Regions from separate parts of the Homo sapiens genome. Here region 1 is linked to region 2. Evidence: read pairs that join two places in POLR2A ChIA-PET (ENCODE). Cell type or tissue: Panc1. All regions are shown on one strand. Links, peaks and the distances in the headings refer to the core of each region. The heading gives the core; the rest is flanking DNA.

What was found. Peaks named below come from ENCODE experiments on the same cell type or tissue, not always from the same donor. Only the 100,000 strongest peaks of a DNase experiment are listed, where the experiment ranks them.
Region 1: POLR2A ChIA-PET joins it to region 2 with 14 read pairs; 3 of 35 experiments call an interaction of 5 or more read pairs at or near these places.

What each region holds. Positions count from the first base shown.
Region 1 is chr12:116,025,224-116,041,761 of GRCh38, forward strand. All of the region lies in intron 4 of MED13L (mediator complex subunit 13L), which reads right to left. Among named protein-coding and RNA genes, the nearest start is that of MIR620, 120 kb to the right of the region's middle. In Panc1, for the core only: no CTCF peak of the experiment used is centred there; no DNase peak of the experiment used is centred there; H3K27ac peaks cover 5,444 bases.
Region 2 is chr12:116,506,502-116,523,039 of GRCh38, forward strand. LINC02457 (long intergenic non-protein coding RNA 2457) reads left to right here and starts at 9,328. Exons shown (of 3, transcript XR_001749339.3): 1 at 9,328-9,748; 2 at 10,317-11,389; 3 at 11,757-15,413. It overlaps LOC105370008 (a long non-coding RNA gene), which reads right to left and starts at 1,915. Exons shown (of 3, transcript XR_945395.3): 1 at 1,365-1,915; 2 at 297-412. RefSeq lists a silencer at 1,940-2,069 and enhancers at 11,868-12,368, 12,369-12,869. In Panc1, for the core only: no CTCF peak of the experiment used is centred there; no DNase peak of the experiment used is centred there; H3K27ac peaks cover 5,326 bases.

The sequences.
Region 1 (16,538 bases), core at 4,780-12,779, 480 kb before region 2:
AGATAACAAGTGTTGGCAAGGATGCAAAGAAAAGAGGACCTTTATACACTGTTGGTGGGAATGTAAATTAAGACAGCAATTATGAAAAACAGTATAAAGATTCCTCAAAATGTTAGAAATACAACTACCATATGATCCTGTAATCCCACCACTGGTGATATACCCAAAGGAAATGAACTCAGTATGTCGAAGAGTTATCTGCACTCCCTTGCTTATTCATTATTATTCACAATAGTTAAGATATGGAATCAACCTAAGTGTCCATCAAGGGATGAATGAATGAAGAAAATGTGGTATATAATACACAATGGAATACTATTAAGTTATAGAATGAAATCCTGTCATTTGAGACAACATGGATGAACCTGGAGGACATTATGTTAAGTGAAACAGATCAGACACATAAAGACAAATACCACATGATCTCACTCACATGTGGAATCTAAAAAACCTGATATCATATAAGTAGAGAACAGAATTGCCATTATCAGAGGCAGGGGAGGGGAAGGGAAGAGATGGAGGAGGTTAGCCAACAGTTACAGTTAGAAACAATAAGTTCTAGTATTCTATTGCACAGTAGGGTAACTAGTTAACAATAATGCATTGTATATCTCAAAACAGGTAAAACAGACAATGTTCTTACCACAGAAAAATGATAAATGTTTGAGGTTATGGATTTGTTAATTACCCTGATTTGATCATTACACGCTGTATACAGGTATCCAAGCATCACTTTGTAGCTCATAAATATGTACAATTATTATGTGTCAATTTAAAATAAAATAGAATTCAAAAAAAGAAAGAAAATAGGGTTTAATAGTAAAAAGAAAAAGTAAGAGAAAACATGAGGCAAGGAACAGATGTGGTTAAGAGAAGGATATAGTTTGGAATGGTGGGATGTGACTGGAAAGGAGTCAAAAAAAGGATGTCGGGGGCCATCCCTTGAGACATCGGAAGACTCGTATATGCAAAATAACAGGCAGTTAATTTAAGGATTGGTTTTAGAAAGTCTAAGGAATTGTTATAAAAATTTCAAAATAGTATTCATTTGAATTTGCTATGTCCCAAAACACAGACAGTTGAGAAGCATAAATAAAAAAGATTAAAATCGAATCAAGGATCTTTTATATTGATAACTTAAAAAACAAAATGTCCTTTTAAAAGAGGCACTGAAAACAAGAAAAATAGAAGTTATAGTGGAAATATAACAGAAGCCACCAGTAACTATATATTTTTGGCAAGTTATTTCATCACTCTGATCAGTTTCCATAGATGTAAAAGCACCTGTTAGTGCAGACTGCTGGGCCCCTGAGGCTCTGATTCAGGAGGTTTAGGGTGGGCCCCATAAATCTGCATTTTTAACAAGTTCCCATGTGATGCTGCTGCTGCTGCTGCTCCTGGCTCAAAGACCACACTTTGAGAATCACTGGATTTGATAATGCCTAAATCCCAACTATTAAATTCTATTTTTTCTAAGATCATGTAAAACAAGGACAGGAATGACAGCACTGACACTAGAAAGTTGAATCCCCCTGTGACCTAGCAACAGCACTTCTAAGAATTTATCCCATATATAAAACTATGGTATAGAGTACAGATTATAGCACTGCTTGTAATAAAGTCTGAAAAACACTAAAATGTCCATCAGTAGTGGACCTGTTAACTAAACTATGGTATGTAAGCCACAAAGTAATGCCCTGCAGCCATGTAAAAGGAAATGATCACACTGATACGGAAACACCTCCAACAAGGACTATTATGAGAAAAAAGGAAAAAGGTACAAAACAATATGAGTAATATACACCCAGCTGTATAAAATGTGAAAGTGGGGAGAAAAATATTTCCACACACAATTTGCTTACAATTTGCATGTGGCATAACATTTTTCTGAACAGATCATTTAAAAAACCTAATAACAGCTGGGCAAGGTGGCTCACGCCTGTAATCCTAGCACTTTGGGAGGCAGAGTTGGGCAGATCGCTGAGCTCAGGAGTTCAGGACTAACCTGTGCAACATGGCCAAAACCACATCTCTACAAAAAATACAAAAATTAGCTGGGTGTGGTGGCACTGCCTGTAGTCCCAGCTACTCGGGTGGCTGAGGTAGGAGGACAGCTTGAGCCTTTGAGGTTGAGGTGGCAGACAGCCCAGATCATGCCACTGAACTCCAGCCGGGGTGACAGAGAGACTCTGTCTCAAAACAAACAAACAAACAAACAAACAATCCCTAATAATTTTGGTTCCCTCGGGGAATGAAACGGCATGACTAAAGGGGAAAGAGAGAATTCACAATATTCTTTTATACTTGTTGAAATGTGGGATCATGTGTCACACAGAAAGCAATGTGAAGGCAAGATCTGAGGAAGCCCTTGCCTCCTATCCTTATGCAGCGCTGCTTGTTGGCCCAACCAGAGGAGTGCTCTAGAGAAATCCGCGGTGCTTCCATGTGTCATATTTGGTGCTTAAGTCAAAGCCTGCTGAGACCCTGATTTTGTAATCCAACATACAAGTTACTTGCTTAGCAAGCCATCAATATCTTTATCCAAAGCAATGCTAAAAATGGTGAAATAAAAACCGCACTGAGAACAGAATCCTGTGCCATCTCATCAGATAACTCCAAGTTACAAATTCAACAATGAGTTGTCACTCACTCATTCTACTCTAAAGAGAATAATCAAAAAGATTATGTCAAATGTCTTGATAAAATATGGACACACAACAACTATCATATTTCTCTGATCTAGAAATGTGCCTGCAAGTAAAATTCCGGTGTTTTCATACAAAGTCCACCCTCCTTCATTTCACAGATGAACCAATAGGGCTAAAAAGACTTTAGTGTGCCCAATAACACTTCTAAATGCACGACTGGAATTGGCCTTAAAATTCAATGTTCTTTCTACTAGCTGGCTCGTACATAAGTGGGAATGTTCATTTATATTAACTGTATCAACTTAAATTTTAATTTGTTAAAATGAGATCAGATTTGAGAATGAACATTGAAGATAAGGGGTTCTATGAATACAATTATAGATATGTTAGGGTATACAGTGTTACATGAGAAGTGGGAGGTAAATCTTTATTACAAGCTCTATACCATGTTCTTGCTTCTTGTCACTTATTACTCTTTTTTACCTGAACCTTTACTCACCCCATTTATTTCATATACTTTCATTAAAAATTTTAAGACTTTGGAGATTATTAAGGTCAACCTCTTTCTGATTCGGGGGGAAGGCAAGATTGAGCCCAAAGTTACACAGCAAGTTCAGAGCACAGTTGGAATAAAAACCTGGTCCTTCTTCTTAACATAGTGTTTAGTACATCCAAGATTTTCTACCTTAGATCAATGCTGCCTTCACCCCTATTCAACATCAACATAAATCAGACACAATGTAACTTAAACTAGTCCCGGCATCAGTTCTACTATCTCCCTAACTGCTATAGGCCAGAAGATACTATCAAATGAATACACAGAACCAAAAACATGGCAAGGTCAAAGGAAAATTGGAGCTTCACCCCTGTTCTCTTAGGGGCACACCACTTGACAAGTATTCCACGCCTTCTCAACTCTGTTTATTCTCCACTCTTTACTCAGTGAATCAGGTCTGATTCAAGTAATTCTTTGTTTAACCTCTTTCTCACCTTAAAAATCTCTGTAGTTAAACTTAATTCACCCTTCCCTAGAGATTACTTTCTCTCTGTGAAGGTACTCCTATACATACTCTCTTCCATCACGAATAATCTTTATGTCTTCCTCAATTTGCTTCAGGTAACCCAACGCTGAAGCACCTCCTCTTGACCATGCTACCCTTTTCTTCATCCTCTACCAACTAATATCAAGTAACTAACATATAAATAAAATGATAAAAAATGGAGACATTAATACTAGTATCATCAGTAAATAATCTACATAGAAATGAGATAAAACTTTTCTAAGTATTATAAAAGAAATAAATAAGGAACTAAGAAAATAATGGGAGTTGGGGTCTATTCTAAAAAGGGATTGGTCAGAGAAAAGCTTCTCTGAAAAAAAAAAAAGGGGGGGGAGGGAAGCATTTAAACTGAGGTTTAAATCATAAGAAAAAGGAAAGTGGTAAAAAACCATTAAAAAAATTGAAACTTATAAGTGCAAAGGTATGGAGAGTCTGCCATTTTTAAAGACATTTTTAAAAGGCAATGGTGGCTCTATCACTGTGCAAATGAAAAAAACTAGTGTAATTAAACCTACTGAAAAGACAAAGATTACCAGAGTAGCTAAAATAATTAAAGTAAACCCATCTACGTATTGCACAAAAGGCATGCAAAGTAAAATTACACCAAAAGTTAAAAAAATGTAGAAAATCATATGCCAGATGAATTCTAACAAGAAAAAACCTGGTACAGGAATAACAACAAATAAAACAACGAAATATTTTAAAACTTAAGTTCATCAATAAATATATAAAGAGAAACTCAAGAAGAAAAGTAATCAATCATGAACATGTACACAGCCACACTGGTATGCAATACAGCTCAGAAATATACACAGAAAAAATTTGAATAAGAAGAAACTGACAAATCTAAAATTAATAAATATTTTAACATGTTTTCTAGTGTATACCATGGCTTTCCACAAAGAAAGAACGTATCCTCTTTCCATGAATACATGGAAGAGCTACAAAAATTGAATACATAACAAGACACAAGACATCATTTCAAAGAAATGATGATATACAGTCTACATACTCTTTTTGGGTTTTTTGTTTGTTTGTTTGTTTGTTTGTTTTTCAGATGGAATCTCACTCTGTCACCCAGGCTGCAGTGCAGTGGCATGATCTCTGCTCACTGCAACCTCCACCTCCCAGTTCAGGTGATTCTCATGCCTCAGCCTCCTAAGTAGCTGGGATTACAGATGTGCGCCGCTACGCCCAGCTAATTTTTGTATTTTTCGTAGAGACGGGGATTCACCATTTTGGCTAGGTGGTCTCAAATTTCCGACCTCAGGTGATCCACCCACCTTTGCCTCCCAAAGTCAGTCTACATATTCTTTAACAACAGTGCAATTTAGTTAGAAATCAACAGTTTTTTTTTTAAAGGTTAAAATAAAATCCTTTTGTTTGAAAACTTAAACGTGTAGTTCCTAATAAATCATGGGTTACAGAAGAAATCACAATGGAAATCACAAAATATTTAAAACTGAATGACAACAAAAGTAATACATGTCAAAATCTACCAGAAACAGTACTTACAAGTAATTTATATCCTTATAGGCCTAAAAGTCTTAAATGAAGAAAGCAAGGAGTAAACACAATAAAACGGAAGGAAGAAAATAATAACAAAAATATGTATTATTAATAAAATAGGAAAAAGCAACAGAAAGGATTAACAAGATAAAACTTCTTTTTTGAGCAGACTAACAGATGACAAAAATACTAGGTATGACTGATTTAAGGAGAGGGATGAAAGATGTATGTGCAGGAAGGTAAGTGCTCAAACAATCCTGGGAACAAACATAGAGGAAATAACTACAAACAAAGAAGGAACACTTTTAACAATAAGAACACTATAAATACAGTAACTTTATGCCGATAAATCTGATATATATGAAATAAGTAATTTTCTATAAAAATAAAAGAATTTGAAAACAGTAACTAAAAAAACCCATCCACCCACTTCAATACCATCTTAGGTTTTACCAAATTTTCAAGGCTCAACCCATTTCTCTTATTCAAACTGCTTCAACAAATGATGTGATGAATTAACATCAGCAAATCTATGAAACTAATACAATGCATTAACAGATGAATGAGAAAAATCAAAGAATCTATCTCAATACCTAGGAAAGAAGCATATGTTAAATTTCAGAAAAAAGTTCAATAATAATTATTTTTAAAACTCTTAGGGAACTCTAGGAATCAAAAGGAACTGACCAAAACAGATAAAGCAATTGTCTTGCTTCATGTCAAAACTTTAGAAGAATCCCTTTTAAAAAATGGAGCAAAACAAAGATAACTGCTTTTCTACACAACACTGCCCTAGATATCCAAGTCAATGCAATAAGACAAGAAAAGAAAAAAGGTGGTATAAAAATTAGAAAGGGGCCGGGTGCAGTGGCTCATGCCTGTAATCCAAGCACTTTGGGAGGCAGAGGCGGGCGGATCACGAGGTCAGGAGATTGAGACCATCCTGGCTAACACAGTGAAACCCAGTCTTTACTAAAAACACAAACACACACACACAAAAATTAGCCTGGCATGGTGGCGGGCGCCTGTGGTCCCAGCTACTCAGGAGGCTGAGGCAGAAGAATGGTGTGAACACAGGAGGTGGAGCTTGCAAGAAGCTGAGATTGGGCCACTGCACTCCAGCCTGGGCAACAGAGCGAGACTCTGTCCAAAAAAAGAAGAGAGAAGAGAAGAGAAGGAGGGGAGGGGAGGGGAGGGGAGGGGGGACGGGACGGGACGGGACGGGAGAAAAGAAAAAAGAAAAGAAAAGAAAAGAAAAGAAAAGAAAAGAAAAGAAAAGAAAAGAAAAGAAAAGAAAAGAAAAGAAAAGAAAAGAAAAGAAGGAAGGAAGGAAGGAAGGAAGGAAGGAAGGAAGGAAGGAAAGAAAGAGAGAAAGAAAAAAAGAAAGAAAGTGGTGATGCTATCTTTATTTGCAGATGGATATAATTTTCTTGGATTTCCTATGTAGACAATACATAGACTAAGAGAACTAACAAAAGAGATCAAGCATGTAGATAAGGTTGGTAGATACAAGTTCAACAATAGTTGTACTCCTACAAAAAACTTAGAAAATAAAATGGGGAAAAATATATCCCATTAGCAATAGCAATAAAAACTGTAAGGTACCCAGAAAATAAACCAATAAAAGACAGCTTAGGTTTCTATGGAGAAATTTATAGATGAGTCTGTTTGAAGAATATAAAAGAATATATGAAGTCTTTTAAAAGATGTATCATATATTCCTGGATATAATAAATACCATAAAGATTATAATTTCCCAAAATGATCTAAAAATTCCATGTAATTCTAATCAATAGCCCAAGTTTTTGACAAGCTGATTCTAAAATTCATATAGAACACAGAGTCAAGAATAGCCAACCCAATTTTAAAGAAAAAAACAAGTGAGAGACAACCTGCTAGTATCACTATTTATAATTAAACCATGGTAATTATAACAGGATAATAATGACTCAAGGACAAAGAGGCCAATGGAACAGAACAGGAAACTCAGAAATCAACCCTCCAATGGCCCAGTAATCCCCAACACCCAGCCCCAGTTACCCTTCTAACCAAATTGCCTATTGCTCTCTCCCCTTTCTTCTCTGCATTCCAGCCTAATAAGCTATTATTCAAACAATCACAATTTGAAATTACTGTTCCCTGTGCCTAGAATTTTCTTCCTTTCAGATACCGACATGGCTCCTCTCTTTACTTCTTACAAGTTTTCCTTAAATGCCAGCACCTCATCAAGACTGTTCTTCCTGACAAAATTTAAAGTTACAACCGCCATGGGTCTCTTCCCTATTTTTTTTCCAATAGCACTCATCACACTGATACACTAACCACAGTGCTCAGAGGTTCTGTGCACCTAAAAACAATTTGCAAACTATAAGTCTCTCTCTACATTATGTTCTTTCTATAGATACTGGAAACAAAGGGAGATGAGGCTGAGAGTGACAGGAAGGAGGAGAGGAGACAAGGAGAAAGGAAAAGAAGACGGATGGGAGAGGAAATGATGGTAGAGCAGAGAGGGAGAAGAATATAGGAAAGGGTGGCGGGGAGAAGGAAGTGAAGAAGAGGAAGAGAGGGAGAAGATGATGGGGTAGAAAAAAGGTTTCTGGGATCTACTTAGGACTGTGGTGTATGAGTTTGATTGGGTTTTGTTTTTTTAAAAAAAAACACATTCAAGAATATAATTATAGCACTGGAAAGCGTTCATCTTAAGGACTTTATAGAGGGGTTTGTTCCACAGCTTTACACTTGCCACCTTTTTTATTTTTAAAAATCAATGTGTAAATTTTGAGGAATAAAACTAAGTAAAACAAATGCTAGAATATTTCTGACTAATAAACACCTGGGCTTATACCTGAAATTCGTTCACAAGAACATCATTTTAAGTGCCCTACACAAACACTACTGATAAAGACAGGAAACCACTATAAAAATTATTAAACTATTTTCAAAATAAAAACTATAAAAACTTCTTAATTCAAGTGCATTACATGACTTAGGGAAGTTTATTCAAGTTAAAAACCCTTTTCACTGGGTGCCTTATTTTCATATTTCACAAGTGTTACAAGTATGTCTCCAAATATTTCTCCAGATGTTTCTAACTCTTTATTCCAAGCTTCAAAGATCTATTTCTTCCAGAATTAAAGTAAAAAAAAGACCATCAAAATATATTGTTTCAAAGTACCTCTGGGTAAATATGGTCATGTCAGTTTGTGAGTAGTACAAGATCCTCACTCCTACACGTCACCTTGGAGCTTCCCTAGATATCAGGATTTTAAATAACATATTTTTGGTTCTCTAAAGTATGAATCATGAGTGTGTGTGTGTGTGTATGTGTGTACATATATTCCTTTTATATACATATAACAGGAAACTGTGTTAGAGAAAGCCCATCTACTGCTTAAGTACTGAATAGCTAAACACAACATAAACCTATTCCCTCCTGGCAATTACTGTAAAAAGGAAACATTCAATATTAGCACTCGTATACAATCACTCCATGAGCTACTTCTCCAGCCTCACTCAAACAGTCAAACTACTTCAAGACTGAACGCTCTCTGTGAGTGCCACTCTGGTTCATATCTCTATGGTTCTGCTTGCGTTGATGTTTTGCTTAGAATAAACTTCTCCTATTGTTCATCTAACCCCTATTTATATTTTCCATGAAATTACCTTTAAAGCCCCAGAATAGACTAAAATGCTCCTACACATCTCTGTGTATACCTCAATCACAGCACTTCGATTTTTATAAGTTTATGTTTAGCCCATCTTACTAAATTTTGTGAGGACAGGAATCATATTTTACCTATCATTTTGGACCCCAGTACTTAGTATGGTGCTTGCCATAGGTAGATGCTACATTAGAGTTTCTGATACATTATAACATTCCCCTAAAATTTTCTGGCATTTTACTAGAAGACTCAGAAATAAATAAAGCCTAGAATTCTGAGTCATGAGGTGCGGAAGAACACAAATGTAAAGCTCTGATAGTCCAGCGAGGCATACACCAGGAGATACACATCATTAGCCTTGAGAACAATCTCTCTACGCATTCTTCTGAAGGGAGCCTGCATGAGGCATATTCCTGATAGCTATGGAGAATAATACAGTGTTGACTCTCTTTGTAGCCTAAGGTAGCCTATATTCTCTGGGCTAGAAAGGTGACTAGCATAGCAGTCCGACATCCGTTCCACTTTCTCCATAGTCTTCTCATATTACCTCTTCCCACGGAGATCTCTTTCTTCTCTGCTACCAACAGTACTCACCTCTCACTGGGCACCCATACTAACAGAGAAACTCAGGCTGGGTCACACCTGTAATCCCAGCACTTTGGGAGGCCAAGGTGGGTAGATCACCTGAGGTTGGGAGTTCAAGACCAGCCTGGCCAACATGGTGTAACCCTGTCTCTACTAAAAATACAAAAATTAGCCAGGCGTGGTGGCACAGGCTGTAATCCCAGATACTCGGGAGGCTGAGGCAGAAGAATCACTTGAACCTGGGAGGCGGAGGTTGCAGTGAGCCGAGATCGCGCCACTGCACTCCAGCCTGAACGAAAAAGCGAGACTGTCTCAAAAACAAAAACAAAACAAAACAAAACAAAAAGCAGAGAAACTCACTGAACAAACATTCACTAAGCGCACCTATCTTTGTGCCAGACACTGTGCTAGATTTAGGGATGTATACATAAATAAGAGCAGATAGCGCTTGGGTATTTTACAGTTTCCTGAGCAAACTACATAAAAACCTTCAAAAGGAACAAAAATATACAAGCGTGAAACTATGGTACTCACTGGCATGCACAGCAAGAGCCCAAAGACTTTAAAAGAGGCAGAAATATAAAGGGGGAAAAATTCTGGTAGGACACGTCAGCCAAAATTTTGTGCTTTAATACCAAATCACTAAAAACAACAATAATAAATCCCTCAATATATAATTATAATGCTGTATCTTATACTGTTTGTAAACTATGCAATCTTTACAATTTCTATAAAGAATGGTTGCAACTCATGGAGCAAGGCAAGAGGTAGCAGGATACATTTTCCTATCATTTATAAGGTATCATATAACTCACTTAAGCTATATAATATATTTTGTAATGGCTAAAATTCTATATTCTCAAGGTCCAGTAAGTAACACTAAAACTATATTCTTATTAATTAATTAATTAATTTATTTAGAGACAGGGTCTCGTTCTGTCACTCAGGCTGGAATGCAGTGGCGCGATCATGACTCACTGCAGCCTCGACCTCCCAAGATCCAGCGATTCTCCCACCTACGCCTCCCGAGTAGCTGGGACCCCAAGCACACGCCACCACACCCAGCTAATTTTTACATTTTTGGTAGAGACGGGGTTTTGCTACGTTGCCCAGGATCGTCTCGAAGGACCCACCCACCTCAGCCTCCCAAAGTGCTGGGATTACAGACCTGAGCCACCATACCCAGCCAAAAACTATGTTCTAATAGGGAAAGAAATTTGTTTTCACTCTATCCTTCCAACTTCATCTCTCACTATTTTAATTTATATGTCCAATGCCTCCATTGCCCAATTTGCTTCCTTCACAGGGCTTGTCATAATTTACAACTATTAATATTTCATTTATTTTGATGGTCTCCCTCACCATAATGTGAGCTCCATGAGGGTAGAAACCATGTCTGTCCCCTGCCTTCTGTAACCCCAGCAACTAGCATACTGCATGGCACACAAAACCTAATATTCACCAGATAGATGAATGCAGTTTCAGTCATAACCAAAGATTAAATTACTTTTCTTTAGAAAGTTTCATCATGAGAAGAACAAGAACAACTGATATACACAGTGAAGATTTTTAAAGCTGAAAGAAGTTTAATCATCAATAGGAGAAAATAATATGTGTCTAGCTATTTAAAAAATATCTTTTAAGACTTTTTACTTAAGAAACACAAGGGGTTGGTGTGGGTTACAACTGGGGTAGTTGGGAAAGGACTTGTATAAATGCAAAAGAAGAAACTAGTGCTCCAGATCATTTTATTCTCTTACAATATTCTAAATCCTCTAAAAAGATATTTTTACTTCTCACGTTGAGTTTTAGAATGCAACTATTACATGTGCTTTCAAAACGTATTATGAATATTAATACACTCCTTTTCATGGTGTAAAAGTGTTTTGATAACAGATTCTCAATGCAAAATGCATTCGGATAATTGTATCTAAATGCTTTCTGTGGTATGAACTTATCTATTAAAATTTTCAAAGTTGCCATTAATCAAGCCTCTTGCCAGAAGCAATTTGCCTCAATATATAGATCCTTATTTGGGAATATTTTGCTAATATTACTTTACCACTTACTCTCCTTAAAAATGTAGTTTACTTTGGCACCACTCACAAAGACTATGTTGAGGTCCTTTGCTTGCAGGTATACTGAGTTTTCTTTTATCGGACAGGCCTTAACTTTTACCTCCTTTTCAAAAGACAGTGGCATTATAGTATCCACATAATGAGACTTGATTAAATTATTTTGTGAGGCTCTGAGGTACTCTTACTATTTCATATATCTTCTCTTTCAACTATAAGTTAAACCTGATTACAAGGCAATGAAAACGTCCAGGAAAGTTAATTGCACATAATTTTCTAAAATGAGGCATAGTACTTGTATATTACTACTAAATCACCATTACAGTTCTATGAATAATCACCCTCCTGAGAAAAAGTTACCAAGTACATTATTACAATACAAAAGCGCCTCATGGAACATTTTACCTACACCTATACCTACATAAACACATATTGAGCATCCCTAATCCAAAAATCAGAAATGTTCCAAAATCCAAAATTTTTGAGTGCCTACATGACACCACAAGGAGAAAACTCCACACATGACCTCATGTGACAGGTTACAGTCAAAATGCAGTCAAAACTTTGTTTTATGCACAAAAATATTTTTAAAATATTGTATAAAATAACCTTCAGGCTGTATGTACAAGGTATATATGAAACAAATGAATTGCACATTTAGACTTGGGTTCCATCCCCAAGATAACTCATTTTGTATATTCAGATATTCTGAAATCCGATGAAATCTGAAATCCAAAACGTTCTGATCCCAAGCATTTCAGATATGGGATACTCAATCTGTATAAGAGCAAAGTTAGCAAGCCCCATGGTCGCTGTTTTCTACCCTTCTATCCTCAATTCTAAGTTGTTCTCTGGCAGTAAGTTTGACACTTGGGTAGTGCGTTATAAATTCTTCCAGACTGTAGGATACCATTCCCAGCACCGTAGTGGTATCAGAGAAGCAGCACACTTTGTGTTAATGAAAAAATGGTGTTCTACTGGCCTACGGGACTTAATTCTCCCTGGGTACATCACTTATTAAGAGCAAGTGATAGTGAAGAGGCCGTGACTCAGTATGTCCTTAATTCAAAGAGTCGAAGAGGCTGAGGGGTCCCACTCCGGTAGTAAAAACTAATATAATTTTCAAGATGCCAAAATAGATATAAGAGCTGCTCTAGTCAGTGATGCGTGCTTGAAAAACCAGAAGCCAACATACGTAAGATTTGAGGATTATGAAAGTCATCTTACTAAAATCTCTCCTGAGGTTACTAAACTAGCCAGATTATCTAGTCACAGTCTCTGGACAGCACTTTGAGAATTCAATGGGGAGTGTGTCTGACAGAACACACAGATTAAAGTGGAATTTATATTAGGTAAACTGTAACCACCAAAGTATTTTTATTGCTTACTTTAAGACATGCTTGGAATTCTTTTTTTTTTTTTTAAATATAAAACCTTTCATCCGTTTTGGAGGTTACTTTAAAGATAGGGACAAGCAAGGTATAAGACATGGGGGATGATGAGGAACCACATAAATTTTTCTACTGTTTTTCTCATTAAATACTAAGGCATTATATATCACTGTGAACAATCAAGGATCAACTGACACTGAAATACTGCCAAGACTGCACATATTCTATTGACTCCCTGCCTAACTCCATAGCTCCCTATTGCTAAACTGAAATGGTGTACCTTCCCAAATTACAAAATGTGTCTCATTGTACACCTTAAAATCAGGAATGTTTATGTTTTACAAAAACATCCAACCATTATGACAGATTCTGACACCCATGGGGGAGCAAGTGGCAGTCATGGTGGAATTCTTGCCAGCTTGAAAGAAACATAGGGACAGACCTCTGACATCTGCCTAGATTCTCAAGCCTGGCTCACAGTGGGAGAAATGACCCGCCAAAAGAGTGTAAAACAGATGGAAGTTCCAACATGCTGCCCTTCATCAGGTCAACAGCAGCAAGCAGGACTTTACCTATGCGGTCAAAAGGCCAAAAAAAAAAAAAAAAAAAAAAAAAAAGGAGAACCTGCTAACGAGTACTGGTGCTAGCTAGGTATGCAGCCTTTCTTATAGAACGTTATTTCCCCATAATCTACTATTGCATTTTCCATCCATCCTTATTTTTTCCTCTATCCGTATTTCCTCATCTATTTTTTTTTCCCGCCTCGTTAAATTTACTATATGAAAGCTACCTTAAATACTTCTCTAATGAGATGAGGCAGGAAAAAGAGAAGGGAAGGACCCATGTTCGTATTCTTCCCCCCACACTCCAATTCTATCTAAAAAACTGATAAAGCTATAATATTTATTTAAAGGAAGCTAGTATACAACTACTGTATAACATAAAATTATTTTCTGTGTCTATTCACCGTAATGATTCTAGTTATATTTTTAAAGGCACTGCTTAGCACAAATATAGCACAAAAGAAATCTACCTTTTCACATCACTATTTCAGAGCTAGCAGCTGGCACTCACTGTGGCTTGGCATCTTCTTTAAAGGCCTTCCAACATTTGGCATTAGCCTTTCAGAGACCAGGGCCTTTCATACTCAGCACTGTTGCAAAATGTCTTACTCACTAGTACTCAAAGAAGGCCCCAGTTTCCCAGCAAAAGAGAAATAAAATTGGAGCTAACGCTTATTTGGTAGAATGCTATTATCAGCAAATACTTGTCTTCCATACTCTTCCCATGCCATAGAGCTACACCAGAGGCAGGTTTTCTTTTTCTTTCATCAAAACACAGTATGGCCTTCAACCATCTGCATTGCTCATGATCCCAACTCCTCTATCCCTAACATAAATCTCATAATTCTAAATACACTGATAAGCCCCTAGAGGATTTAAGGCAAGGAAATTACCATGGTCTCATTTATATTTTGAGATCACTTTAGGTGCAATTCATTATGAAGGAGTTAAAAGGAGAGGCAGAGATGACAGCTAGAAGGCTATGATGGCAGCCCAAGTGAGAGAAAAGCTTGGTTTATATGAGGGGGTAGCAGTGGAGATGAAAAAAGCATGAGTTCAAGATGTATTTTAGAAACAGGGCTGACATGACACTCAAGCAGAGACACCATGAAGGCGGTAAGACACATTAGTTAGTATGGAACTGAGGAAAGAGGTCGGGGCGAGATACCACCATTTTGGAGATATCCCTTACAGATGGTATTTAAAGGCAGTAGGGTGAGTGAGAGCACCTAGGTGTGAGTGTGAGAGACTGCAGACGCACAGAAAGCGACATGGCTCAACCAGTGCCCTACTGCCGTCAGCTTCTTTTAAGGGGGATGGGAGAAAACAAATGCCACAACGTTTTCTGTAAGCTAGTACACGATGCATAGCTCTCAGTGATATGTCTCCCAACAATAGGTAAAGAGAAAAAAGAAAATTGTGGTGTTTTTTTCCTTAATTTTTGTTCATTTTAGTAACAGAAGCTTTCCGTTCAACCTCATGCATAAACACACTTCCAACGGCAGTTTAATGAATTTATTAGCTGAATCAAACTAATCCATTCATATTTTCTCCTTTTAAAAAGTTAGAATTCACTTAGTAAGAAAATTCACTGAAAACAAATAATGAAGTTATAAGATACTATTTGAATCAAATTATCATTTGAATACAGGATTTCCTAATTAGTAATCACAACTACAAAATCTGATTAATATCACAACCTGAATAGTAACTAACAATAAATGAAATAATCACACAATCTATTTTACATGAAATTCAGAGATTTCCACTTTAAGGTTCTCCTTTCATAATGCTAATGAAAGTGGAATTCAGTAGTCATTGCCTTTCTTTGGATCAGCCAGGTCATTTACTCAAAAAATAAAAGATTCCATCAGATCTACCACTTTCCCACTGAATGACTCAGACGGACTTATTTCCTGATTTTTAAACTCGTATCAGAACTGGAAACTACTCAAACTCCCATCAATCCATTCTACAATGGATAAATAAATTAGGATATAGTCACACAGTGGAATAGTATACAGCATATAGAGTTGGCTTAAAATTCCACTATAGCTTGTATATGTTTAGGAGTCCTCAAAAAAAAAAAAAAAATGAAAGGGGATTTTAACTGATAACAGGAGGCAACTACATGTGATTGGCAAATCAAGCAAAAGTACTTGTATGATGCATCAATTGACCTAGATGTAGACAATCTACAGAATTAGTACGGGAGGGATAGTAATGAGAACCCCATGGGAAAGTGCTTCTCAAGCCCATTTCCCCTAAAAACTATAGGTGTAGGGAGCCAGTGTTACTAATGAACACGTGCTCCATACATCAGACAGGCTGGGGCAGAAAATGCTAAAATCAGTAATTAAAAACAAGGGAACAGGTATGGTTTAGCTCTGTGTCCCCACCCAAATCTCATCTCGAATTGTAATCCTCATGTGTTGAGGGAGGGGCCAGGTAGAAGGTGACTGGACCTTGGGGATGGACATACCTCTTGCTGTTCTCATGACAGAGTTACTTCTCAGGAGATCTGGCTGTTTGATGAGTATGTGTGTGTCTCTCCCCTGCTTTGCAGTGGAAAGATGTGCCTTGCTTCCCCTTTGCCTTCTACCACGATTGTAAGTCTCCTGAGGACTCCTCTGTCATGCTGAACCATGAGTCAATTAAACCTATTTTCTTTATAAATTACCAAGTCTCAGGTAGTTCTTTATAGCAGTGCGAAAATGGACTAATACAGGCCCGAAGAGATCTGTTCTACTACAGCTCTGTGCTAACTGGACCATGCCTGGAATGTTCTGTTTAATTCTGAATACCATAGTTGAAAAGAATTTTGTATAAAGTAAAACATATGCAAGGCTGGGCGCGGTGGCTCATGCCTGCAATCCCAGCACTTTGGGAGGCCAAGGCGGGTGGATCATAAGGTCAGGAGATCAAGACCATCCTGGCTAACACGGTGAAACCCCGTCTCTACCAAAAATTAGCTGGGTGTGGTGGCAAGAACCTGTAGTCCCAGCTACTCAGGAGCCTGAGGCAGGAGAATCGCCTGAACCCGA
Region 2 (16,538 bases), core at 3,504-11,503:
TTACTACCCCTTCCCGAGAAGTTTCTGCATGAACCGCCCCTTAATCTGCATGCAATTTAAAGTAGGTATAAATACGACTGCAAAACTGCCCTGAGCTGCTACTCTCTGTCTATGGGGTAGCCCTGCTCTGCGGGAGCGGTCACGGAGCTGTAACACGGCCTCTTCAATAAAGCCGTTTTCCTTCTACCTCTGGCTTGCCCTTGAATTCTTTCCTGGGCAAAGCCAAGAACCCAGGCGCTAAGCTGCACTTTGGGGCTCGCCTGCCTGGCATCACTACTGCTGCTCGGCTCACCCACCTTGGAATGGTGGAGGTCTCTCTTTGCTTCTCTCAGTTTCTATCCCCCCAAAGACTAGGAGTGCTCTTTGGCCCAGGAAGTACGTGGTCTGTGGAGTTGTAAGACTTCCAAGGACACTACAGGGAAAGAGGGCAGATGTAAAATAAAATTCGTCTGATACAGCAAAAGTCTGAATTGTAAAATCTTGGAAAGAAATGCCATCTCAAAACTTTTCGAATTGTTAACAATAAAACCAAGGCACCATCAGTCTATGAGAATCTTGTAAGTGCTCTTAAAAGTAGATAAGAAAAAGGCCGGGTGCGGTGGCTCACGCCTGTAATCCTAGCACTTTGGGAGGCCGAGGCGGGTGGATCACGAGGTCAGGAGTTCAAGACCAGCCTGGCCAAGATGGTGAAACCCCGTCTCTATTAAAAATAAAAAAAATTAGCCGGGCGTGGTGGCACGTGCCTGTAATCCCAGCTACTCCGGAGGCTGAGGCAGAGAATTGCTTAGGAGGTTGCAGTGAGCCGAGATCGCGCCACTGCACTCCAGCCTGGGCGATAGAGCAAGACTCTGTCTCAAAAAAAAAAAAAAAAAAGTAGGTAAGAAACAAAAAAAAAAGGTCAGCTGTGGTGGTTCATGCCTGTAACCCTAGCATTTTGGGAGGGCGAGGCAGGCGGATGGCTTAAGCCCAGGAGTTCGAGTCCAGCCTGGGCAACATAGCGAAACCTCGTCCCTAATAAAAATAAATTAAAAATAGGGCCAAGCGTGGTAGTTCATGCCTGTAATCCCAGCGCTTTGGGAGGCCGAAGTGGGCAGATCACTTGAGGTCAGCAGTTCGAGACTAGCTTAGCCAACATGATGAAACCCCATCTCTACTAAAAATACAAAAATTAGCTGGGCGTGGTGGCACGTGACTGTAGTCCCAACTCGGGAGGCTGAGGCACGAGAATTGCTTGAACCCGAGAGGCGGAGGTTGCAGTGAGCTGAGATCGTCCCACTGCACTCCAGCCTGGGCGACAGAGTGAGACACTGTCTCAAAAAAATAACATAAAAATAAAACAAAAAATAATTAAAAAAAACTTTTACCTGCTTGTGGCAGAAACAGATACACGTATTACCCTTGGAGTCCCCAGCCTTGGGTTGCAACGTGAGCACCACAGTTTGCTTGCTGAGTGACCCTCAGGAAACAACTAAACGTCTGTGCTTCCAGTTCGTCACGTGTGAGATGAAAAGAGGAGTATCAAACCTCACAGGAGTCATGCTGTAAATCCCTGCAACCTGCCAGCTCAGGACCTGGCCCAGGGTCGGCACCCAACATTGCTGTTATCGCTCTCATTATTACGCACTGGGTGTTCGGTTCCTTTTCCTTTTGCCAATACTCTTTCTCCTCTTCTGTCCCACTTTATTTCCCTGTGCCACCTCCCCTACATTCTTTTTTTTTTTTTTTTCCTTTGCCATCAATAGGGAAAATCAAAATAAATCAAACCAAGCCAACGCCAAGCTCTGCAAGCTCTCAGCGGCTCCAGCGTTTTCAAGGAGCGGGGTCAAGGTCAAAGGGCCCCTCCCAGGCTGCCCGGGCGGGGCTGTAGTGGGATGCTGGTCCCCAGGCTGCGCCTCGGTTCTCCAGGGCGAAACGCAGGGGCGGGGCCGTGCAGGGGCTGGGCGTCGCCGCCGGAGAGGGTCCCAGCGCGCCCAGGCCTCCCGCAGGCGGGACGCGGCGTCGGGGGGCTGCTGCGCTGCTCGGCCCCAGCGGGCCCGCCGCGCCGCCGCGGCTCTGGCTGCCTCCTGCATGCCAATTAGGCCCTAATTTGATTTCTGTTCTATCTGTGCGAACCCCATTAAAACCCAATTCCGCTTATTACCAACAGCTTTCTTGCAACGCGACGCCTCTCCCTCCCAGGGCCGCTGCTCAGGCGCGCCGAGGAGCCAGGCTCCGCGCACCAGGCTGGCGGGGACACCTTCCCCGTTCCCCCTGCCCTGGGACGTGCAGGGTCCCCGCTGATTCCCGCCCCGGGGCTCCCCGGGTCCAGGCTGGGGCCCAGGGACTGGGGCAGGCTCCAAGTCACCAGCTTCATAAGAAGCAATGGAATCGTAGAAAACTGGAATCGAGGGTTGTTGGGAACTCAGAGGTCACCAGGTCCCCCCTCCCCACCCCCTGCAGGAATTCTGGAGACGCCTGGGCGATCATCAGTCCCCCACCCACGCTTGGGCTGTTCCCAGCGCGGGGAAGTTCCCTCCCTCCTTCCAGGAAGCCTGGCTGGGTTCAACTGTCCTCCCCTCTGCTGTATGATTTTAAGTAAAGCTCTCCACCACTCTGAGCCGCTGTCTCGTGTCCTCCTCTATAAAACAGGACCTTTAGGGAAGATAACCTTGCCTCCTAGGGCTGTTGGGAGGATAAGACACAACGAAGACCTGAAAGAGTGGTACAGGGTGAACACCCGACAGCTATGGGGCCTGACTCCTGGCTCACCCCTGTAGTCCCAACACTTTGGGAGGCTGAGGTGGGAGGATTGCTTGAGACCAGGAGTTCAAGACCATCCTGGACAATATAGTGAGACTCTCTCTCTCTACAAAAAAAATTAATAATAATAAAATAAAATAAATAAAAACCGGATGGGGTGGTGCACACTTGTAGTCTTAGCTACTTGTGAGGCTGAGGCAGGAGGATCACTTGAGCCAAGGAGTTAGAGGCTGCCGTAAGCTATGATCGCAGCACTGCACTCCTGCCTGGGTGCCAGAGCCAAGACCCTGTCTCCAAAAAACACAATAGTAATAATAAATGAAATAGCTGTGAGAAGTTAATGCTGCAGAATCCATACTAGGATAAGATCAGTGAGGCACTTGCCAAGGTGCAAGATGTAACGGCAAACAAAAAATGTCCATAATCAAGATAAATAATGGCAGGAAGTGGCAGCTCACGCCTGTAATCCCAGCACTTTGGGAGGCCGAGGTAGGAGGATGGCTTGAGTCCAGGAGTTTGAGACAGCCTGGGAAACATAGTGAGACCTCATTTCTAAAAAATAAACAAATAAACAAATAAATAAATAAATAAATAAAATTTTAATACAATATTGTTAAAAACTGAAAATTACTGCCAACAAAATCAATGATGAACAAACTGAAAAAATTAAAGACAGGACTGGGGTTAGAGTGAGGCAAGTCAGGTGAAGACTTTCGTGTACAAGGTGGGATCCTGTCTTTCTTTAAAGTTTTCATGTCTTGTTCATTGTGGATATTTTGCATCAATTTGTGAGTTTTAAAATGTTGCATTAAATACTGTTTATCTTGATTACTGGGTTTTTGGTATCCCTTTAACTTTAGCAGCTGAGCCGAGGCTTCACTCTGGTCCCCGCCCTGGGTTGCCGTCACAAGAAAAACCTTCCAGAGCCTCAGTTTCTAATCTGCAAATTGGGGCTAAGCATGACTACTTATAGGGACGTTTTGAGAATTACTAAGCAGGCAGCATAATTAATAGTGTCTGCTCTAGAATCAGGGCAAGTTCAAGCCCCATCTCTGCCACTTACTAGTGGGAGGAGTCGCAACCTCTCTGTGCCTCGGTTTCCTCATCTGGACTATGTTTAGTTCCCAGAGGTTACTGGGAACTTAACTACAATAACACTCACAGTCAGTGCATGCATGACACTTAGCAAGACATCAGTTCATGTTGCCGCCATTATTATTTGCACGGATATCCTTAACCTTGACCATCCCTGGTATAGCACAGGCCCTCAATAACTAAAATTCATGGTGATATGGGGGTACTTGACATCATTTTTGCAAGGGGCCTGGCACATAGTAGGTGCTCAGTTGACTGTACGTGCTGCAAGAACAAAGACCACTTCTTTTCCTTTTCTTTTTATTTATTTATTATTTTTTTTTTTTTGAGACAGAGTCTTGCTCTGTCACTCAGGCTGGAATGCAGTGGCGTGATCCAGGCTCACTGCAACCTCTGCCTCCGGGTTCAAGTGATTCTCATGCCTCAGCCTCCCAAGGAGCTGGGATTACAGGTGCACACCACGACACCTGGCTAATTTTTGTATTTTTAGTAGAGACGGGGTTTCACCATGTTGGCCAGGCTGGGCAGAATCCACTTCTGATTTGTTCCCCATCATAGCCCCTTAATAACCTGCACATAATAGGTCTGCAGAAATATTCAGAATGAATCAATGCAATTGTTAAATAATGCAATACAGTGCACTCCATCTTTGGTTTCAGGAACGATTAGGAAAGTTTATTCTCTCAAGGACCCACCATCCTTCATCACCCTCTGTAATAATAACAATGCCAATGACCCGGGGGTGCCTCCTCTTACCCCCTGTGGAAAGGGCTTGCTCTCTGGACCTCGCTTAGGTAGCTTTGATTCTCAAAAAACCCTTCGGAATGACTCTGAAAGGTTTCATGTTTGGCCCCTTGACCTTGCAGAGAAAGGTAAAGAAGGATGATAGAAACACACTTCTACGGCACCTGCAGCCAATTCCCTGACACGCCCAAGGGCCTGAAGCCGCCCCTACAAAAATTGCCTTCATCCCATTGAAAATTACAGACATGGCTTTGGGAAGTGTGCTAAGGCTGTCCCAGTATCAGGCTTGGGCTAGCCACTTCATTAATGTACTTACCTGTCTGGCCCCTGCTGGCATTTGAGGGTTAACCTCTGGCTTATCTGGAACTGGCCTTATTTGGACCCCAGGATCTGGCCCTCCCTGCCTCCTTGCCTCCAGGCTTCAGACCCTTGACTTTCAGCAGGGCACGCATACTGTGGGGTTTTCAGACTAGTCTTGGCTTTTGGCCTTTCTTTGAGATTTGGCAGCTTGCAGAGGTGGTCCTGACCATTGTGTGTGCTGGTCTGGATCCCCCAGGTCTCTCCCTAGACCCTTTTGGGGCCGTTTGCAGGGACCAGTGATGTCTTTGAGGCTATGTTTAAGGCAGGGAGGAGTGATGTGGGTAGATGGGCCCACCCTCACTCATGTTTTTGTGCCTAAGGCTTGCAATTTCAGATGACTAGCTAGAGTTATATAGATGAAAGACACAGATTCAAAGCCAGCCCCTCAGCATTGAGGTCCAATCAGTGATGATCCTCAAAATATGTGTGTATTAGTATTAGTCAGTTCTCATGCTGCTGATAAAGACATACTTGAGACTGAGGAATTTACAAAAGAAAGAGGTTTTTTTTTTTTTTTTTTAGACAGAGTCTCGCTCTGTTGCCTAGGCTGGAGTGCAATAGTGCGATCTTGGCTCACTGCAACCTCTGCCTCCTGGGTCCAAGCAATTCCCCTGCCTTTCTCCTGCCTCAGCCTCCCGAGTAGCTGGGACTACAGGTGCATGCCACCACACCTGTCTAATATTTTGTATTTTTCAGTAGAGATGGGGTTTCACCATGTTAGCCAGGCTGGTCTCGATCTCATGACCTCGTGATCCACCTGCATCAGCCTCCTGAAGTGCTGGGATTACAGGCATGAGCCACCACACCTGGCCAAGAAAGAGGTTTAATGGACTCGCAATTCCGTATGGCTGGGGAGGCCTCATAATCACGGTGGAAGGTGAAAGGCATGTCTCACATGGTGGCAGACAAGAGAAGAGAACTTGTGCAGGGAAAATCCTCTTTATAAAACCATCAGATCTCATGAGGCTTATTCACTATCATGAGAACAGCATGGGAAAGATCCACTCCCATGATTCAATTAACTCCCACCGGGTCCCTTCCACAACACATGGGAATTGTGGGAGCTATAATTCAAGATGAGGTTTGGGTGGGGACACAGCCAAACTACATCAATGTGTCACTCAGTACAACAAGGGCATTTGATCAGTCAGAATGGATCTTGGCTACAGCACAGAAGCAGGATCCTGGAGGTCCCCTCCCTGCTGTACCAGGGCACCATTATCCTTTTAGTTGCTGAATGGTGCAGAGGTCCCTGGCGTCTTAGGAAGGGTGGTGGGGGCTGGCATAGCCAAGGTGGCAGGATGGCACTTAGGGGTTCAGGGAGGCAGCTATTTACCAAGTGCCACAGACAGAAGTATTCCACCATTGGAACTGTGTCGCTGTATCAGTGCATCCTGGTGAATGTCAGCACTACCTCTAACCACCAGGGCTGACATTACTCCTCCCCGACCAGATCCTGAGCCCCATAGGGTTGGGGCTGTGTCGTACCCCCTTCAGAGCCCAGCATAGGGCCCCCCAAAGAGCACACACACTGTACGTGTTTGTTGAAGACAGAGGGATCCAGGAGTTCTTGGACATTAATGAAAAAACCTGGGCTGATGACACTCCATGGTGATGACTGGAGCAAGTTAACGGTCTGCCTGTCTAATTATCCTGCTGACTTGCCGGCTGCCTGTTTTTTAAAACAGCTGGAAGTTTGGGGTTTTAGGATTCCACTGTATTTGTTTCAGTGTCTTCTGCAAGAAACTAGCCTGTATCATTCTGACAGCACAAGAGGGTCTGCTCCAGTGAATTTTCATATGCACTACCTGGGTCATCTTGCAACCAACGCTTTTCTTCATTCAAATAATGATCCCAGGCCAGGCGTGGTAGTGCATACCTGTAATCCCAGCACACTGGGAGGCCGAGACGGGTGGATCACTTGAGGTCAGGAGTTCTAGACCAGTCTGGCCAACATGGTGAAACCCTGTCTCTACTAAAAATACAAAAACTAGCCAGGTGTCATGGCACATGCCTGTAATCCCAGCTACGTGGGAGGCTGAGGCATGGGAATCACTTGAACCTGGGAGGCAGAGGTTACAGTGAGCCGAGATCGCACCACCACACTCCAGCCTGGGTGACAGAGTGAGACTCTGTCTCAAAAAAAGAAAAGAAAAATGATCCCTTTACAGGGTATATTCATTTCCTTAGGCTGCCATGACAAATGAACACAAACTAGGTGGCTTAAAAAAACAGACATTTATTTTGTCATAGTTCTGGGGGCCAGAAGTGCAAAGTCAAGGAGTTAGCTGGGTCATGCTCCCTGTGAAGGCTCTTGGTGAAGATCCTTCCTTGCCTCTTCCAGCCACTGGTGGCCCCAAGATGTTCCTTGGCTTGTGGCTCCTTCTCTCCAATCCCTGACTGCATCTTCACATGGGTGTGTCAAATCTCTCTCTATCTTTTTCTCATAAAAGGCACTTGTCATTGGATTTAGGGATCCAGGGTGATTGATATGGTTTGGCTCTGTGTCCCTGCAAAAATCTCATCTTAAACTATAATCCCCTTAATCCCCACGTGTTGAGGGAGGGACCTGGTGGCAGGTGATTGGGTCATAGGGGTGGTTTCCCTTATGCTGTTCTCGTGATAGTGAGTGAGTTCTGACAAGATCTGATGGTTATATAAGTGTTTGACAGTTCCTCCTTTATGTACTCTCTCTCACCTGCTGCCATGTAAGACGTGCCTGCTTCCCCTTCCACCACGATTGTAAGTTTCCCGAGGCCTCCGCAGCCACGCAGAACTGTGAGTCAATTAAACCTCTTTTCGTTATGAATTACCCAGTCTTGGGCAGTTCTTTATAGCAGTGTCACAACAGACAAATACAATGATCTCACCTCAGGATCCTTAATTATATTGCAAAGACCCTATTTCCAAAAGAGGTCACATTCACAGGTGCCAGGTGTTCAGATGTGTATGTAAGTTAGTGGCGGAGGGGGGCATTGGGTCACCATTCAACCCCATTGCACAGGGACAGAAATCTTGCATATCTTGTTGATCTCAATCCCATGCATAAGCACAGTGCTAGGCACATGAGAGGCACTCAATGAGTATATGTTGCATGGATGAAGAATCTAGACAGGGCTGTAATGGAGAGGAGATTGGTTATCATTAGCACCCTGGTCTACAACTGAGCTGCCCATTTTTCAGCCCTAGCACACTGTGTTTAAATCCCAGTGAGACTCAAGGATTAGGCACTAGAGGAGGCAGCGTGCTGACACAAGGAAGAGTTTCAGACTTGGGGTCAGAGGACTTGCATGCTAGGTTTGGTTCTTGGCTGAATTGCTGAAACTGTCCAAGCCTCAGTAGCAAAACATGGGTGTTAACTACTCCCCACAGGATTGCCATTCAAGTTAAATGATATAGCACCTAGACAGCCCCTGATCCACACTAGGTACTCAGCAAATGCTGATTATGTTGCAATTATGTCATGATTTCATTCGACTCACTTTATATTTGTTCTCAGTTTTATTTCCAGTACCTAGCTGAATCGTTGACTGGTGTGATTCCAAAAGCTTGTGTAGGCTTTCCTTTGTGTCACAAGGAAATGTACAGCACCCTATAAAAGTGGCTCATAGAACAGGTTAAATAAATCATGGTACGTCTATATGCTGGAATGCTATGCAGCCCAGATCAAACGAAAGCTCTCTCTGCACTCCTCTGAAATGGTCTCCAAAAGATATTAACAAACAGAAAGAACAAAGAGGCATAACAGCATGTAGAAGATGCTATCATTTGTTAAACAAAAGGGGATATGCACTTACATTACATGTTTTATAGCATCAAATTCTTCTGGAAGCTTATCCAAGAGGCAAGTGATGGTGGTTTCTTCTAGTGAAGGAACTCAGGGGGCCTAGAGTCAGACAGTGAAGGAGATGTATGCTCTTTTTTATCTTATTTATTTTCACTGTACACTTTCTTGCAATGCTTGAAATTTTTCCACATATACATATATTACCTATTCAAATAAAGACACGCTGAATATACATACACTAAATTTTTTTTTTGGCCAGGTGCGGTGGCTCACATCTGTAATCCCAGCACTTTGGGAGGCCAAGGCTGGTGGATCACTTGAGGCCAGGAGTTCGAGACCAGCCCACCCAATGTGGTGAAACCCTGTCTCTACTGAAAATACAAAAATTAGCCGGGCGAGGTGGTGAGCACCTGTAATCTCAGCTACTCTGGAGGCAGAAAGGCACGAGCGAGAATTGCTTGAGCCTGGGAGGCAGAGGTTGCAGTGAGCCGAGAACGTGCCACTGCACTCCAGCCTGGGTGACAGAGAGAGACCCTGTCTCAAAAAAAAAAAAAAAAAGAACAAAAAGAGAACTAGCTGTTTCTCTCTCTCTCTCTCTGTAGTGTGAGGATACAACTGGGAACTAAAGCTGGAAGATGCCAGACATTCAGCAGGGAGTTCCCTCATCAGCAGCTGGCTAACTGGGGAACTGAAAGTCACAAGGCGCTCGTTTCTGATAACTCCATGAAAATTCACTCTGGGTCAGAAATCAATCTTTGGAGTTCTGAACATGCAGCTTTTCTCATGGGCCTTTTGGAGAACAATCAGCTACTCAGCCATCAGAGCCTTTTTTGCTGGATGGCAGGCAGGAACTGACAGCAAACCATCGTCTCTACAACACGCAGAAGATCAGCACCAAGTCTCCATTCTCCGAAAACATGTGTCCATGCAGCTCTCCCAGGGGAGGTCTGCGCTGCAGTGGAAGGCCCCAGGAGCGTGGGAGCCAGCTCATCGCATGAAGGAAACACAGAGTTGTACCTCCAGGTATCTAATTTGGAGCTGAGACCTATTCCTCTTTTGGCAGAGGACACTATTTCTTTTTTTTTTTTTTTTTTTTTTTTGAGATGGAGTCTTGCTCTGTCGCCCAGGCTGGAGTGCAGTGGCGCGATCTCGGCCCACTGCAAGCTCCGCCTCCCAGGTTCACGCCATTCTCCTGCCTCAGCCTCCCAAGTAGCTGGGACTGCAGGCACCCGCCACCATGCCCGGCTAATTTTTTTGTATTTTTAGTAGAGACGGGGTTTCACCATGTTAGCCAGGATGGTTTCGATCTCCTGACCTCATGATCCGCCCACCTCAGCCTCCCAGAGTGCTGGGATTACAGGTGTGAGCCACGGCGCCCGGCCCAGGACACTAGATCTTTATCCCAGGCTTGTTCTGTGGGACAGTTTGTGAGTTCCAGCATCGGCTGGTTCGTGAGAGGCAGCACTTGATGTGCAATGTCCCCTTTTGCCTCTCCTCCCATGCTACCAAAAGCAGCTGGTTCAGTGGCCACTGCCATCTTCCCTTGTCCCTGAGCTTTGGAGATGACTGTGTTTCCTAACCTCTCCTGCAGATGCCAGGCGGAGCGGCGACGTGACGCACGGTGGACGAGGAGCCAGGATGCCCAGCTCTGCTACCAACACAGAGTGGGAATTTGCACACCTCACATGGTGTCAGTTTCCAAATGCTGCTGTAATCAATTTCCACAAAGTGGTGGCTTAGAAAAACAGACATGTATTCGCTGACAGTTCTGGAGCCCAGAAGCCTGAAACCAACGTGAGGGTTCTAGGGGAAGATCCTCATTTGCCCCCTCCCAATTTGGTAGTTCTGGGTGTTCCTTGGCTTGTGGACTCATCACTCCAATCTCTGCATCTGTCTTCACATTGCTTTCCCTGCTTCTCTGTGTGTCCATTCTCTGCATGTCTAATTTGTAAGGATATGAGTGATTGCATTTAGGGCCTACTTGGGTTATCCAGGGAGATCCCCTCATCTCAAGAAAATTGATCTAATCATGTCTGCAAAGACCCTTGATCCAGATAACATTCACAGGTTCTAGGGATTTGATTGGGATATCTTTGGGGTGAGGGGGGATATTTTTCAGCCTGCCACACCCACTTCCCTTCTTCTGGCCTCTTCCAGAAAATGATGGCCCCTCTGAGCCCCGAGTTCCCCTTCAGCTTTGAAGTTCTGCAGGTGATCCTCAGACAGCCTAGCCTGCATTGCCAAGTTCACGACAATGTTATCTCAATAGAGTACCTGATATTTTTTCAAAGCACTTTCCCATCTGTTATTTTGCTTCATGCTCCTGATCACCTCTCGGGGCACACAGGGCAATTAATATTAAACCCATTTAATTGATGAAACAACAGAGGCCCAAAAACTCCTAACTCACTTTCTCCTTGAGTTAGTCAGCTAATGGGAACCAGGAGCAGGCCAGGTGGTTTCCCAGGGCATGCTTTTTTTTTTTCTCTCTCTCTTTCATTGTATATAGCCTTTCACCACCACAGGCTTTGTTCTGGAAGCCCAGGAAGGTAGGCAAGTCAAAGCTTGTCATGTAGATCCAAGCCCACCCTGAATCCCTGATTCATATCCCCTGGAGAGTGTGGCAGGAACTTCATTTGCACTCCCTGTGGTCCCAGGTGGCAGGTAAGCTCTCAGTCTCTGGCTGTATACTGTTAGAGACCTCTTCTTCCCGTGGGTAGCTTCCCAAGCAAGGGGGTTTTCCCAAACCTCAAGAACTGCAGGACTATCAGACATTAGCAGAATTAGATCTGCCTGGCCTCCGGGCCAAAAAAAGATTTCAATTGTTTCAGGACAGATTAAATTCAGGACTGGGAATAGGGCAGGGGAGGTCTTTTTTCGCAGTCCCACCTGCCTGTGACTTGCAGATCTGGACGAAGAATTTCCTGTCCTAACTAGGCCTCAGTTTCCCTGAAATAACATCGATTAGGTGGGAGTGGGTGTGGGTCAGTAGGATTTCCTCTTACCCCCAGCCCTTTTCAATCTAATTCAGAAATGAGGATGAAGCCAAGTGTTTGGAGTTCTTGCGAAGAAAGATACAACAGCCACACAAGGTATTATTAACTTTATTACTTGTCAGGAAGAGGTGGGGGAAGCAGTTAAGATTCGGCTAGATGAGAGGTGAGTGTACTGCATTACAATCTCTGGAGGGTGTGGTGGGCATATGAGCTGGAAAGGACCATTATTTATTTACTACTTTTGTTAAGTGCCTGTAATGTGCTGGGTGCTATGCTGGATGTGTGTGTAACACAGACACATAAACCATTCAGGGTCAACCTTGCGTGGGTGGGAGGAGGTTAAAAGCACTTGCATCTTCTTCTCCCTGAAAACAGAAACATCTTCCTCCTTGGCCTACCATGGTGCCAGCAATCTCCAGCATTAGCGATGGCTCCTTGGGGGTAACCTGCAGAAGCTTCTTAACTGGGTTAAGGCATCTTATTACCTTGCAGGAGTAAGGCAATCGCCAGCTCACTGATAGTACACAATGATTTCGCTCATTCCATCCACTCTTGGCCATTGGTGCAGCAGGAAGGGCCTTGGGGTCCTCCAATTTGGACAGTGGGGAGGACTTGGCCCTGGGCTGACAGATTGCTGCTTGGCAGGTTTATGGGAGCCAGGCGTCAGCATGGTGTGACGTGGGGAGGCAAGAGTCAATGCCAATGCAGGCAGCCCCCTCCCACCAAGCAAAGCGGCTTACAGACTTCGGAGAGGAAACAAAACATCTACATGCAAATGTTGAACCAGATTTCAGAGCAAGAGAGCAACTTCAAGAGCCAAGGCAGTTCCAACTACCAGGTGTTTAATACCTTTTCAGCTTGGGTGGATCATGGATCTCTTTGAGAAACTGAGGAGACAGTCTTGGATTCTCTCTCTGTCTCTCTCTCTCTCCCCCACCTCCCCCTCTCTTGCACCTTCTTCTCCCTGCAAACAAAATCAGAGTCCTGCTCTGTCACCCAGGCTGGAGTGCAGTGGTGCCACCTTGGCTGACTGCTAGCCTTGAACTCCTAGGCTCAAGTGATCCTCCTGCCTCAGCCTCCCAAAGTGTTAGAATTACATGCGTGAGCCCCCACACCTGGCCTGGATCCTCTCTTTTGTAGAAAATGCACTTGCATAGCAAACACACACACACATACACACCTCTCACTTTTTTAATGAAATGTCAGGGTGTCTGCTGATGCCTGAAGCACATCCGAGGGCCGCAGTGAGATATTCTTCTTTGGAAGTGCTCAACAACCCTGGGAGGTAGGTGTGGCAGGGTCTCTTTTCATACACCATAAAACAGAGACCCAGAGGCAGCTCGCAACTTGCTCAGGTCATGTATTAGTGAGCATCAGAGGCAGGCCAGGACCCCCAATTGCACAGGTCTAGGAAGCACCATTTCATCCAAGTCTATGTTGCATGCCAAAGAGTGTCACTGACAGAGAACACAGTGAGACCACTGCTACCGCCCTGGAGTTAGGCAGTGCAGCAGCTCTAGAGGACCTCAGCCAGGGTCTTCTGATAACCATTTACAGGCATATATGCAAAAAGCCCCACGGGGTGACAGAGGTAAGGAGTCCTGGAGGGGGATCAGAGAGGGATGCAATTGCCGAAGACTTGGATGCCTAAGCTTGCAAATGGAAGACTATTTCTAAATCATTTATTCATTCCACAGCTTCATAGGTGGAGGTGATTCATAGGTGGTTCCTATGTGAATTTCAGTTCCCCTTCCCCCCGACCTAGAGTAAAATCCACACTCTTATTTATTTATTTATTTATTTTGAGATGGAGTTTCACTCTGTTGCCCAGGCTGGAGTACAGTGGCATCTCGGCTCCCTGCCACGTCTGCCTCCCAGGTTCAAGCAATTCTCCTGCCTCAGCCTCCCAAGTACCTGGGATTACAGGTCACCACCACCGCGCCAAGCTAATTTTTTGATTTATACTAGAGACGGGGTTTCACCAAGTTGGCCAGGATGGTCTCGAACTCCTGACCTCAAGTGATCTGTCCACCTCGGCCTCCCAAAGCGCTGGGATTACAGGCATGAGCCACCGCACCTGGCCAAAATCCACACTCTTCATAGCGATCTCTGTGGCTCAGCAGGGACCCCTCCATGCCTCTCTGTCTCTCCTCTCTCTTGCCACTGCCTTTCTTGTTCATTACACTCCAGCAACCCTGACCTTCTGTCAGTTCCTAGCGCTTGCCAAGCTTTCCCCTCCCCAGGGCCTTTGCACTTGCTGTTCCTCCTGCCTTGGAAGATTCTAGCCCTGGCTGTTCCCAGGGCTGGCTCCGTCTCATCCTTCAGCTCTCATCTTGAATGTCACTTTCTCAGAGAGATCTTCTTTGACTTTATCTAAGAATATCCCTCCACTATTCTCTAGCCATCTGTTTCTTTTTAGCACGTATAACAATCTGTAACTGTTTTATGTCTTAATTTGCTTATGTATTTATTATCTATCTCTCCCTTGATCATAGAAAACATGGTAAAGATTGTAGCTACGGTGTCCTGTTCACCATTCTATCCCTAGCCCCTAGCACGTATTAAGGGTTCAATAATTGCAGACTGAATGACTGAAAGGCATGTTTGGAAGCAGAAGTATTCCTCGGCCACCACTTTATCTTACTTAGTGCAGTAATGCAATCAACATTTGGCTCCTGCTGTGATGCTACCCTGATCTCGGGCTGGTGAAAGCGTGACTCTCCAAGATGAGCCATCCAAGAAACCACATAGAAAAGATCAAGGTCCCATAACTTCAGCTTGGGGAAGCAAGAACAAATGTGGCATTCCTCACTTAAGAAAGAAGAGGCTGTGATGCTTGCTAAAAAAAAAAAAAACTTGTCAACTGGATCCATCATCAAAGGAAACTGCCCCATGGACAGTTTTATGACGTAGTCTGAAGCACAGGAAATGGGCGGCACGGGAGCATCGGGGGACTTTTAGAAGTTGTATTGCTTTCTTAAGAAAATGCTGCTGGCTTCTGGAACTGCAGTTTAATTAAATTCAGTTGGCTGGATACCTTCAAAGGCTGTTCCAGGTCTTCACCAGCCCTCACAGACGCAGGCATCTTCCGAGCAAATGTGTGAGCGAGAGAGCGGTGAAGCAGTCTCTGGCAAGACAAGGCAGGCATTCTCCAATCCTGGATCATCACACCCTGGCATGCGGCAGGGCAGGTGGCCAAGGACCTGAGCGTCCAGATCTTCCTCCACCCACCCCGCCCGGTCTCCATGTGTGACAATGGAGGGGAGACAATGCTGTCTTCATAGAGGTAGTGCAGAGATCAGGGCTATCAGAGGGGCCTGCAAAGGTGCACACAGACCCACTTTGGTCAATTTGTCAGCGGTGAAATCCGATGCAGGTTCTCCCAGGGTGACTCGCTGCCACCCCAGGGATGGAGTCTGCAGGTTTCTAGGGGCTGGTCCCCCAGGGAAGGAAGGTCTGAGGGCCACAGGAGCATTTTGGGAACTTGAGCTCTTCCAAACCAGTCTGTAACACAGAAGACGCTAGAAAGAACACTAACTGGGTCAGAGATGCAGTCCAGACACCATGGGGCATTCTGATTATCTTGATAAGATGTGAGCTCAAACATAGACCCTGTCAGATGAAATGTCTCAGAAAAGGCAATTTTCTGTTCAATCTAACTTTTAATTTAAAAAATAATAATAACAGGCAGGGCATGGTGCTTCACACCTGTGATCCCAGCACTTTGGGAGGCTGAGGTGGGAGGATCACCTGAGGTCAGGAGTTTGAGACCAGCCTGGCCAACATGGTGAAACCTTACCTCTACTAAAAATACAAAAAAAATAGCCAGGTATGGTGGCGCATGCCTGTAATCCCAGCTACTCGAGAGGCTGAGGCAGGAGAATTGCCTGAACCCAGGAGGTGGAGGTTGCAGTGAGCCAACATTGCACCACTGCACTCCAGCCTGGGCAACGGAGTGAGACTCCATCTCAAAAATAAAAATAAAAATAAAAAATAATAATAACAAGCAAAAATCTCACCCCCATTTCCCCACTTCCCAAAGAACTGAGAAAATAGCCTCTGGTCTCCAGGAAGACAAAACCAAACGCAAGTCCACCATCAGACTGAGCTGACCTTGGCTGTGCACCCGTGCAGAGCCCAGGACTATGCTAGGCGAGTTCACACCCTTGATCTCATTTGATTGTGTCGACAATGTTGAGAAAGAGATTTTGTTAAGCCCATCTTCCAGATGAGGAAATCGAGGCATGCCAAGGTAATTGTCACTCTCTCAAGATCACTCAGCTTGTAAGTAGCCAGAAGTATAAATTGAGATGATTTGAGATGCATTTGGCATTACTTTTTGGCAACATACTGCTATTGATTGTTGGCAGTTTGGGGTACTATGGATACAAGAGTTTTTTTTAAAAAATGCAGTCCCTGTCTTGAAAGAGCTCACTCTTTCTTTGACTTTTTTTGTTTGTTTGTTTTGTTTTTGTTGAGACAGGGTTTTGCTCTGTCCCCCAGGCTGGAATGCAGTGGCATGATCTCAGCTCACTGCAGCCTCCACTTCCCGGGCTCAAGCGATCCTCCCACCTCAGCTTCCCGAGTACCTGGGACTACAGGCATGCACCACCATGTCCAGCTAATGTTTGTACTTTTTGTAGAGACGGGATCTTGTCACGTTGCCCAGGCTGGTTTCAAACTCCTGGGCTCAAGTAATCCACCTGCCTCAGCCTCCCAAAGTGCTGGGATTACAGGTGTGAGCCACCGCACATGGCCTGTTTGACATTTATGATTGCATTTTACATATTGATGAATACATTTGTCTTGTTCCCTAA